Linked DNA regions of Homo sapiens: region 1 is linked to region 2. The links are chromatin contacts, found by Hi-C or POLR2A ChIA-PET in ENCODE. All regions are on one chromosome and are shown on one strand. The core of a region is the stretch at or near the end of the contact, and the rest is flanking DNA. Distances in the headings are between cores, read along the strand shown. Region 1 holds the start of ARHGEF3-AS1 (ARHGEF3 antisense RNA 1). Region 2 holds the start of ARHGEF3 (Rho guanine nucleotide exchange factor 3).

What was found. A loop is a pair of places that touch in the nucleus more often than their neighbours do. ChIA-PET counts read pairs that join two places held with the same protein, here RNA polymerase II (POLR2A). Pooled maps may share reads with other maps.
Region 1: a loop to region 2 is called in a pooled map, with 2.4 times the contacts of the local background. The contact joins the promoter of ARHGEF3-AS1 here to the promoter of ARHGEF3 in region 2. A Hi-C loop is called at or near these places in 5 of 50 pooled maps. POLR2A ChIA-PET finds 5 or more read pairs at or near these places in 10 of 52 experiments (CD4-positive, alpha-beta memory T cell, GM12878, HepG2 and 6 more).

What each region holds. Positions count from the first base shown.
Region 1 is chr3:56,936,897-56,941,810 of GRCh38, reverse strand. It overlaps ARHGEF3-AS1 (ARHGEF3 antisense RNA 1), which reads right to left and starts at 1,771. Exons shown (of 3, transcript NR_046572.1): 1 at 1,634-1,771; 2 at 1,155-1,230. It also overlaps a transcript of ARHGEF3 not described here.
Region 2 is chr3:56,798,228-56,803,272 of GRCh38, reverse strand. ARHGEF3 (Rho guanine nucleotide exchange factor 3) reads left to right here and starts at 1,324. Exons shown (of 10, transcript NM_019555.3): 1 at 1,324-1,570. The coding sequence starts at 1,475. RefSeq lists a silencer at 1,155-1,324 and an enhancer at 3,689-3,738.

The DNA of each region.
Region 1 (4,914 bases), core at 522-3,021, 140 kb before region 2:
CCCTTCTTACGGGGAAAAAATATATTAATATATACATAGAAAGAAGTCTCGTCACTGATGAACAACAATATGGAGTAGATGAAGTCCCAGAGAACTGTTGTTGTGTTAGTTACATATTTTTTATAAAGTCTGAATTTTTTAAAGAGAGTGTGTATTGCCTTTATAATTAGCAAAATAATACACGTAGAATAATTAAAAAAGAACTCCTTCCACAATCACAATCTTCCACAAGCAACAGGAGGCTTATATTAAAAGTTTCAGGTCTTAGAACACATCGGGGTGTTTCATTGAACATGTTCTGTGGGCCGGGCATCATGGCTCATGCCTGTAATCCCAGCACTTTGGGAGGCCAAGGCAGGTGGATCACTTGAGATCAGGAGTTTGAGACCAGTCTGGCCAACATGGCAAAACCCTGTCTCTACTAAAAATACAAAAATTAGCCAGATGTGTTGGCACACTCCTGGGACCCCAGCTGCTTGGGAGCCTGAGGCAGGAGAATTGCTTGAACCCAGGAGGCGGAGGTTGCAGTGAGCCAAGATCATGCCAGTGCACTCCAGCCTATGCGACAGAGCGAGACTCTGCCTCAAAAACAGAACATGTGCTGTGGCTAAGCCTCTGGGGACTGATGAAATCTGGGTACACAGAAGGGGCTGGCACATGCTGTGGTGTGCTCTGCAGTGCTTCAAGATGTTTGCCCCCACCTCCTCTCCCAGTTCTCCCCACCTCTCTGAGAGTCAGTCTAGAGGCTACTTCCATGCGCCCTTGGGGTTAGCAGTTTTATTGGTCAGCCCAGAGTCTGAGTTTGGTGGACAGTGCTTGGCAGCCATAACAAATGCTTAGATGGTGAAAAGGTATATGCTTTGGGGTCAGAATGCCAGATTGGGGGCTTCAGACACATTTCAGAGCATCGGGTCTCTTATCTGCAAAATAGGTATGGAAAATAATGCCATTTTCTGAAAACCAGAGACTTAGTAATTATGTGTGTAAAGTGACCCGAAGAATGTCTCTCATGTAGGTAAGCGCAGAAAATATTAGCTCCATATAACTAGGGTTCCTTTATTCCTGAGATGACTGTTTTCTAAAGATAAGTATTTAACAGATGCTTTTTTTTTTAAATGTGAGCTGCCCCCTCATAAAGGCAAAACCGACCATACCTGGGTTTCCACTTAGTCCTGCTTGTCTCATTTCCCTTCAGGCAGTAGAGAAGCCAGGCTGTATAGATCCTGACACCTGTGAGGGAAAGCTCACGTCATCTTCAACCTGCTGACACCAAAAATATGCCAGGAACATTGGAGCTCATTCTTAGATTCAAAGCCGTTTCTTTTTCTGGCCATATGTGAGGTCTGTGGGAGTTAACAGTAGGCTTGTGTGCCAGTTGAGCAGATTTGCATTTTTGAGTTTCTAGATGCCTGTTTATTTTATATAGTTATCGTTTTGATTAGTCCTTGCTTAGTCCCTTTTTGGTTCCAGAGTTATGCAGGGTAAAATATGCTTTTACTTTGGCCTTCTGGGTTAATTACAAAATCCTAGTTGCAAGTGACAGGAATTCAACTCAAATTAGCTTAAGGAGAGTTTTTAAAGGTACAGGGGTATGGGAAGTATTTCGTGGAATGCAGTGGAGGCTCAGAAGTACCTTGAACCAGGCACTGGAAGCCCATGAGGATTCTTGACTCCTCTCTGCTCTTAGCACTTTTGCTTGGCCAACTGACTTTTTCCATTTCTCAGTACAGTTGAAACACAGCCATCTACAGAGAGACAGCCTTCTCTCTCTCTCAGAGCCAGAATTACTAGGGAGGGATTCTGATTGGTCCAACTTGGATCAAGTGGATACTCTTGGACCAATCAGCAGTGGCCAGGGAGTGGGATTATGCTGTACCACCATGGTGACTCCTATGGTAACCATAGTAACAATGGGGGAGAAGGGGCAGTTTCTAGAAGGAGAAGGAGGCACTGGAGCAGATACAAATAATTCCTGCCTACAAAATTCTTCCCTATCTGTCCTCCTATCATAAAAGGTAATCATCCTGATTCCATTTTTTCCTGTCTGACTCCATGTGGGCAAAACTCCTAACTCCTCTTCTTTCATCTTTGGTTAGAAGCAGTCCATTTAGTTATTGATTTTTTTTCAACCTGGACAATCTCTTCTGGGAGCAAGAACAGCCTGTTTGGCAAGCTATTCAGCAAGACATAAAACATAATAGTCCTCGGGATGAATCAAAATAATAGCAGGTCCTAGAAAATTGTGTTCTTAAGCCATTTCTAGACTGTTGGGAAGTATTGGGGTTCAGTCAGGGGTTTTAAACAGAAGGTGGTCCAAGAATCAGTCTCAGTATTGTTTTGTGGTTAGTCGTATTGATGACTGTTCATTGAAATTTTTATTTTTAATTTTAATCAAATGTAGCCTTTATTACACACACAAAAATGTCATGGTAGTGATCTTGCTACCTCCAAAAGAGCCTTATGTATTTGAAAGCATGAGAGGAGATGGTGATGTCGAGAACTGAGGGAACATACCTATTTAGAAAATCCTCCTTTTCTGAAGCCGAAACTTCCCTTTCTTTCCTCCGTGTTAGGTTTATTTCTCTTTCTGCCTGTGTCTGAATCTGGGAATGGGAATTGAAGCCTCTTGCGTGGAGGTTGGTAAAAGTCCTGTTATTGGATTTTCTTCTCTGTCATCAACTTCTTCCTCTTCACAGTGAGTGTGGCCCACTGAATAGACTGGACGAGATTGGATTGTGGCTCGAATACCACCCCCCTTTAAATGCCCAAATCATACTGCCCGTTAAATCAATTGAAAGACACAGCTAGAAGCAAGGGGAAAAAGATGGGATCCATTAACACACTTCACAGAGAGTGCAGGCAGGATGGAAGGACCACACTACCTGAGTCCTGGGCTTCGCAATGTCCAAATGTCCTATCTCTCTGTACAGTGTCAGCTTTCATGACTGACGATGCATCTACAAGGACTGGAGTTGAACTTCAAGCAAGAGACTCACAGACAAAGGCGCCCTGGGCCAGTGGCACACACTAGCTTTATCAAAGAGACTCAGGGACAAGTACGCCTGGTCTGTACTGCGGTTTGCCAATTAGCTGGATGAACAGCTGGCTAATTTCTGTTTTATCTCTTGGGCAGAAGACACATGAGGCTAGAATAGGTTATCTTCAACGGGGAGCCGAGCTAAGGCCTCATGTATGTTACGTGCTCATGTGTTCTTAGTGCCTCTGTATATTTAGTGCCTTGTAAGTCTCATGCATATTTAGTGTAACCAGATGCCTCATGAATATTAGGTATCTTTTGCTCCTTCCATCCCTTCTTGTCTGTGTTAGGTGCACACATTTGACTTACTAACCACTTAATTATAAGTAACATCACTTAAAATATATTCTATTATCGAAGATGAATAAGTCTTACAAACTTATTCTTCCTCCGTAATTGAAATTAGTAGTCTCTAAAAACTAATAATCATTAATCTTGATTGCATGGGGCCCATTTTAAAATGGGCTGCCCTATATAAGTGTGAAGATTAAAATTCTTTTCTTCCTTGATTTTTGGGCCTCCTGCATTTGTCAGTCTCCACTCAGGCTCTCTCTGCCATCCAACCCTGGAAATCTCAATGAACACAACTCCAGGACCAGCTTTTTTGTGCATGACTGTTACTGCCAACTCCCACGTGGTGCTGGAAATAAAACCAGCGGTATTAGATGCTGTAGCAGCAGCAAGGACCACCAGCACCTGACCCCTTGGTTAATACACATTCAGGGAAGAGGAGACATTCTTATACAGCAGAATACTGCTACATGATGTGTTTTTGTACCTCAGGGCTGATTCGACCTAACATTTCATTTAGAGAAAAGGGGGAATGAGACTGATTACTTTTTTATGGACAGATGAAAATTTGTGTTAAGTGTAAAGCTCTGACTTCAGGGAAGTCCATTTAATTTATGCAGGTTGAACTAAACCACTTCATTAAAAAGAGGATGGGGAGAAAACTTATGACTCAGCACAAGTTAGATGAGTGACTCTGTCATTTCCTCTGTCTATCCTATTGGAGTGATGGTGATTCTAGATGTTAACATGGGCTTTTTGTGCAGCCTACCCCCTAAAAACAAACAACAGCTTCCTCTGGGGCTCAACTGAAGATGTATATACAATACTTGTTCTAGCAGGGAGGAGGCATTATTGAGTGTGGTCTATTGGGAGAAGGGATGTCTGCCTTCATGTGTTGTCTTCTACATGGTTTCCATGATTCTTATTTATTGTGCGCTATTTTTCAACTTTTTATTATGAAAAATTTCAAACATATGGAAAAGTTAAAAGATAAGTGCATCAAACACTCACCATCTAGAATTAACAGTTCCTAACATTTGCTTTATGTATTTGTCTCTAGTTGTTGATACAGTTTGGCTTTATTTTACTAAACCATTCCAAAGTAACACAATTACAGATACTATGATTCTTCACATCTAAATATTTCAGTATATATGTCCTAATTATAAGGACATTTTCCTACATTATCATAGTATCATCATCAAACCTAAGTTATCAATAATTCTCCAACATTCTAATATTCCATCTATATTCATATTTTCTCAGTTGTCTTTTATAACTGGTTTCCCCCAAATCATTCAAGGATCATGCACTGCATCTAGCTGGATTTATTTTTTGTTTGTTTTTATCCAATCAAGGACCATGATTTCATTTTGTTATGTTTCTTAAGCCTTTTTGATTCTCAGATACTCCCCTCGTCCCTCCAGTTTTTGAAAAGACCAATTTGTCTTTTGAAACTTTGGAGGCTGGGCACAGTGGCTCATGCCTGTAATCCCAGCACTTTGGGAGGTCAAGGCGGGTGGATTGCTTGAGCTTAGGAGTTCAAGACCAGCCTGGGCAACATGGCGAAACCTATCTGTACAAAA
Region 2 (5,045 bases), core at 75-2,574:
GTAGACACAGGGTTTCACTGCTGCCCAGGCTGTATTTTTCTTATAAAAAATTTTAAAACATGAGCTATAAGCTTAAGTCCCTTTTGTTCACTATCTTTAATTCTTTAAACCCAGGTGCCTCCCTTCAGCCACAGGGGAACTGGTAAAAGCTTGCTGTGGATTCTTGTAGACAGTGTTCAATGCTATTTACCCACAAATATGTCTTTATAGAAAATATATGATATTCTTTGGTAAACTTGTATTTTTTTTTAACACAAATGGTATTGTATTATGCTTAGTCTGCAATTATTTTTAAACTGAGTCTAATACATTGGAGATCTTTCCATGCCACACCCATAGACCCATCTCCTTTTTCACTGCTGCTAAGCGGTATTACACAGTGAAGAAAGTTTATTTAAGCACTCCCTATTGATGGATATATTACCATTGTTTCCAGTTATTTTTTATTTTTTACTGCCCCAGACAGGGCTGCTGCAAACAACCTTAAGATCAATCGCCTTCTTGGGCATTTATAATGTCATTGTTTCTCCAAAAAGGATCCAGAAAGGTGTGGTAGTGCCAGGTCATCCATGCACAGCTTTATACTTGAAGGACACTCTGTCAGATTGCCCTCGAGTGTCAGGCAGCCTCTGAATATGCTAGTCAAATTTAAAAGTTGGTGCAAAGTGGGAAAGGTCTCGAGGGAATTTTCCGGGGGTGGTGGAAATGTTTCGTATACCGACTGTGGAGGTGGTTATACGGGTGTTTACATTTGTCAGAACTCAACAAACGGTACTCTTAAAATGGGTGCATTTTGCCATTTGTAGATTATATTCCACTGACATTCATTTAAAAAACCAAACAAAAACAAAACAAAACAAAAAAAACGTGCAGTGGCCTGGGAACAGGGTAAGAGAGAACACCACCCCTTTCTAATGTGGGCTTTTAAAACGCTCGCTTTTCCCCCCAGGCTCCTTCCTGCCTCCAGGTGTCACTACAGCCTCCTTTCTCCCCGTTGCCCGGTTTCGCCCCAGCCTCCTTTCTACCAGCAGCCTTTCACCCGGAGAGTGCCAAAGAGCCCGAAAGGAGCTATCATGGGGTCTGCCTGCCCCGCAATCGCGGCCCACGCTCTGCGGGGGCGCCCGGAGTCGAATACCAGCGGGGAGAGAGAGGTCCCTCTCCACCCGCGGGACCGCCCCACGCCCCTCGCAGCCCCAGGAGGTGTCCGCGCTGCGGCACGTGGGCCCTCCCGGCAGCGTGGGGCGGTGCCGAGCCGGCGGCCCGCCCCCTCCCCACCCATCAAGGCGTGGCTGGCACGGTCCCGCCCACTCGGCTCCGGAGCCCAGTCGAGTCCTGCCCGGCTAGAAGCCGGCTGTCGGTCTCCGTGTCGCCGCCGCCGCCCGGCATCGTGGAGCTGGGGCCCCCTTTTGCCTGGGAGTTTTGTAGTCGCCTAGGGTCAGCGGTGACATCCCAAAGGGCAGGCCCGGCAGCCGCCATGGTGGCCAAGGATTACCCCTTCTACCTCACGGTCAAGAGAGCGAACTGCAGCCTGGAGCTACCCCCGGCCAGCGGTCCGGCCAAGGACGCTGAGGTAGGGCCGCGCCCTGCACCTGGACCTCTATGGGTCATCTGCCTGTCTCGTCTGCCTCCATCTCCCATTCTCGGCGCCCGTCCAGTGTCACTGTCTCTGTTTCCATCTCTCACTCTCCGTGTGTGCCACTTTCTCTCTCTACATCTCTCCCACAGTCTTCTTTGTGTCTCCCCGTCGCCATCTCTCACCCTGTCTCCTTTTCTCTCGCTTTTTCTCTGTGGACCAAGCACTAGCTGCCTCCTCTCTCCCTGTCCCTCTACCTGCCGGTCTGGGAGCAACTGCCTCCTTGCCTTTGCAGGGCTCTCAGACTGTCCATCTTCTGTCTGGACTCTCAGAGGGACTTTCTCCTACTGTCAGCAAGCCCCAGTGTCAGGGAAGTGTCAGCAAGCCCCAGTGTCGCTACCCTTTAAGCGAGTTTTTTTTGCCTGGGTTGTGAGAGCAGAGGGACGTACCAGCCCTCTCACCTGTCAGACTTGGCCTTGCAGCCCTTTGGCAGCAAAAACAGGACACAGCGCCTCTGCCTATCACCTGTGGCCAGTGAGGGTCATTCAGCCGGGGGGCTGGGGCTAAATGAGTAAATTGGAGTGTCTCCCACATGGATCTTGAAAATGAATTAAAGTCCTTAGGGTCAATGGAAAGCTGCCTTGGAACATTGGAAACATTTCTCTTTCTGGGAACTTTCCTGTGCCTTGCGGGCGATGTGAAGGAGTGCTCCCAGGTTATGTTTAGTCTGCCTTTTCCTCTTGCGTGTTATTTCTCTGGCACATAGCTCACTGGCCTTAAAGGTTGGGTTCAGCTGGAGGAGAAAGCATCCCTCTCTTTGAGGGTCTTAGGGAATACAGTCGCTTTCGCTAGATTACAGCTTTGCTGTGGTCAAGCTGCGGTGGAACCCACAGGACCCAGCTAGTCATTGCCGCTCATGCGTGTATCTGGGAGCTTTCCACTCTCCCACACCTCACTCTGCGAACATCAAACATCACCACCACCACTGGGGAAAGGCTGAAGGCAGGTGTGCATCCGGCCTTGTCACAGCATTCTTGAGGTTCCACCCACTCGCCTTCCTTGGGTCTGCTCAGCTGTATGCACTTGGCTCACTGAATCATGTATATTCGGGAGCACACCATCAAAGATTCATTTCCTCTAGCAAGAGCTGCTCCAGGCTGACAGGACTCCAAGCAGTCTCTGGTTGTATTCAGCTTTCTATACGCTGAGCACAAACTAACTTCTCCCTCACTCAAACCCAACCCTACACTCCAGCTCAGTCGAATATTATCACAAAGAGTTTTTGTTGCCAGCAGCTGTGAAAGTGTGATGGCCCTAGTGGCATTTGCATAGAATTCAGGTTGGTCAGGCCTGGAATGGATATAATATTTTTTCAGTGGGAACTTCCTAATTTAATCAACATAGGAGCAGCGCAATTGGTGCCCACTCAAACTCCACTTGTAAGGAAGAAAGGCATAACCAATAAATTAATAAATTGAAGTGGGCCAAAGAAAAGAATAGTGAGGATAGCTGAGGACTCTAACCAGTCCCTTCCTACTATTACTTAGTCCTGTGTTTTTGAGTAGTTTAGCTAAAGGCTTAGGTAAAACTTGCCTGCTTAATTTCATTTTATTCTTATACATAGAATATAGATATGTCTATATATCACAAATATGAAACTTATCACATGTCAAATATTAATTTTCTTCATTGGTAGCTGGATCTAGACTATAAAATATGACTTATTTTCCTCGTATGGGGATATCCTGATGTGAGAAATAAGGAAGGGGTTGGAATAGTTTTGGAAATAGTTGGTAAATATTTTTCAGATATCACTATTGGGGTTTTTGTTTTTTAGTGTTTGATTTAAACACTAAATCAAGTATGCTTTATACACTTTGAGGCAGAGATATCTTTTAGCTTCATCGATGAGCATATCACTTCCTGATAATGGAAATTGGCAAAATTGGAAAAAGAAACCTAAGTGAGTTTAGTGGGTAGTTTTCTGGTTTCCTTATCAGCGCAAAAGGCAGCCAACCCTTGTAGGCCTAGCTTCTCCATAAGCAGTTAACTAAAATATATTTTCCACCAGTAGGTGTCGTCAGTATTCATAAATTAAAAAATAGCATTCGCTTGTCAGCCTTTTGAAAAACATGATTATATAATTGTTTATAAGCTAGGCATTGACTGTTAATTCCTCTGAAAGTATTTTTTTAAGAGTGATTGTTTTCTTTGTGGAAAGAATGTGGTTATAATAAAAAGAAAAATAGATCTATCCAGAGGCCTTTCTAGGAAAACAGGACTTGTTGACCTTCAAAGGCCGTTGCAACAGAGCACCTGTGCCCTTTAAACATTTAATGGCCGTGTGTAATGGCTGTTCCTTCCGAATTTGCCTTGGGTAGGACAGTGCACACAGCATGGCACTGGGAAGTGCCTTCTAGCATTGACTCCTATCCTTGCAGCAAGTGTACTGGGGAAAATCACTTAGGAAAAGGCTCCTGGGGAACAGGCAAGTGGCATTGATGTGCATTTGATACCGTACACTGAGTAAAAAAATATGCAAAAATAAGCATTCTCTTAAAAGCAAATAAAATTTCTACTCAAGATTTAAGTGATTTGTAATTTTTTATTTGTGGTAGTTTCCAGTGAAAGCAAAAAATGATATTTTTAAAATGTATTTTTATTTTCTTTAAAAGATCTATTTTAAGCTTTTGAAAATATTCTACAGGGATTATAATATTGCATGTCTGTTAGTATAATACTGCCTCTTAATCTGCTATTTCTTATGACATGGGGGTTTGAATTGGTTGGCAAATGTTTAATTTTAATATCCATAATCAGTGAGGTCCTGCTGGCTGTAATCATTAATTGTGAAATCTAAGGAGCTTAGTTCATGGCTCTAGAATTTCACAGAAAAATGTGATATGATACGAGCATTAAGTTTATTTCTTCTGATCTTTGATGCAGCTTTGTTCAGTTTATCTGTTTTTGTATTTATTGGTCATCTACTTCCCATGCCAAAAGGGACTGGTCTACATAGCTGCGCTAAACACCTGATCAAATCACTAAAAGAAAATGTGTTACCTCTAATGAATTATCCTGATTGTAAGTTAAAAATCAATATTTCCCCGTAGTGAGGTTTGCTTTTTAAAAAGAAGGCTTAAAAAAAAAAAAAAAAAAAAACGAAGTAAAGAAAAGGAAGCAAGCTCAGGTAAGGTGCACACATTGGCTAAGGAAGCTAGAGCCTTGTGAGAAGCTTTTAAGAGTTTTAGGTCCAGTTCATTTTTAATCAAAATACAAAGAGGTGTTTCTGTTATTTTTGTAAGAATATATCTGACAACTTGGTGGACAACTTACTTTCAGTTTTAAAATTTACCATCTTAGATATTGGTCAGATTAGGCCTGATTTAGTTAATGGTATTTGTAGCCATTGCTTTTGACTCTCAGCAGTTTTAAAAATTTGTAGTGCCATAGACCATAGGCCTATCTCATG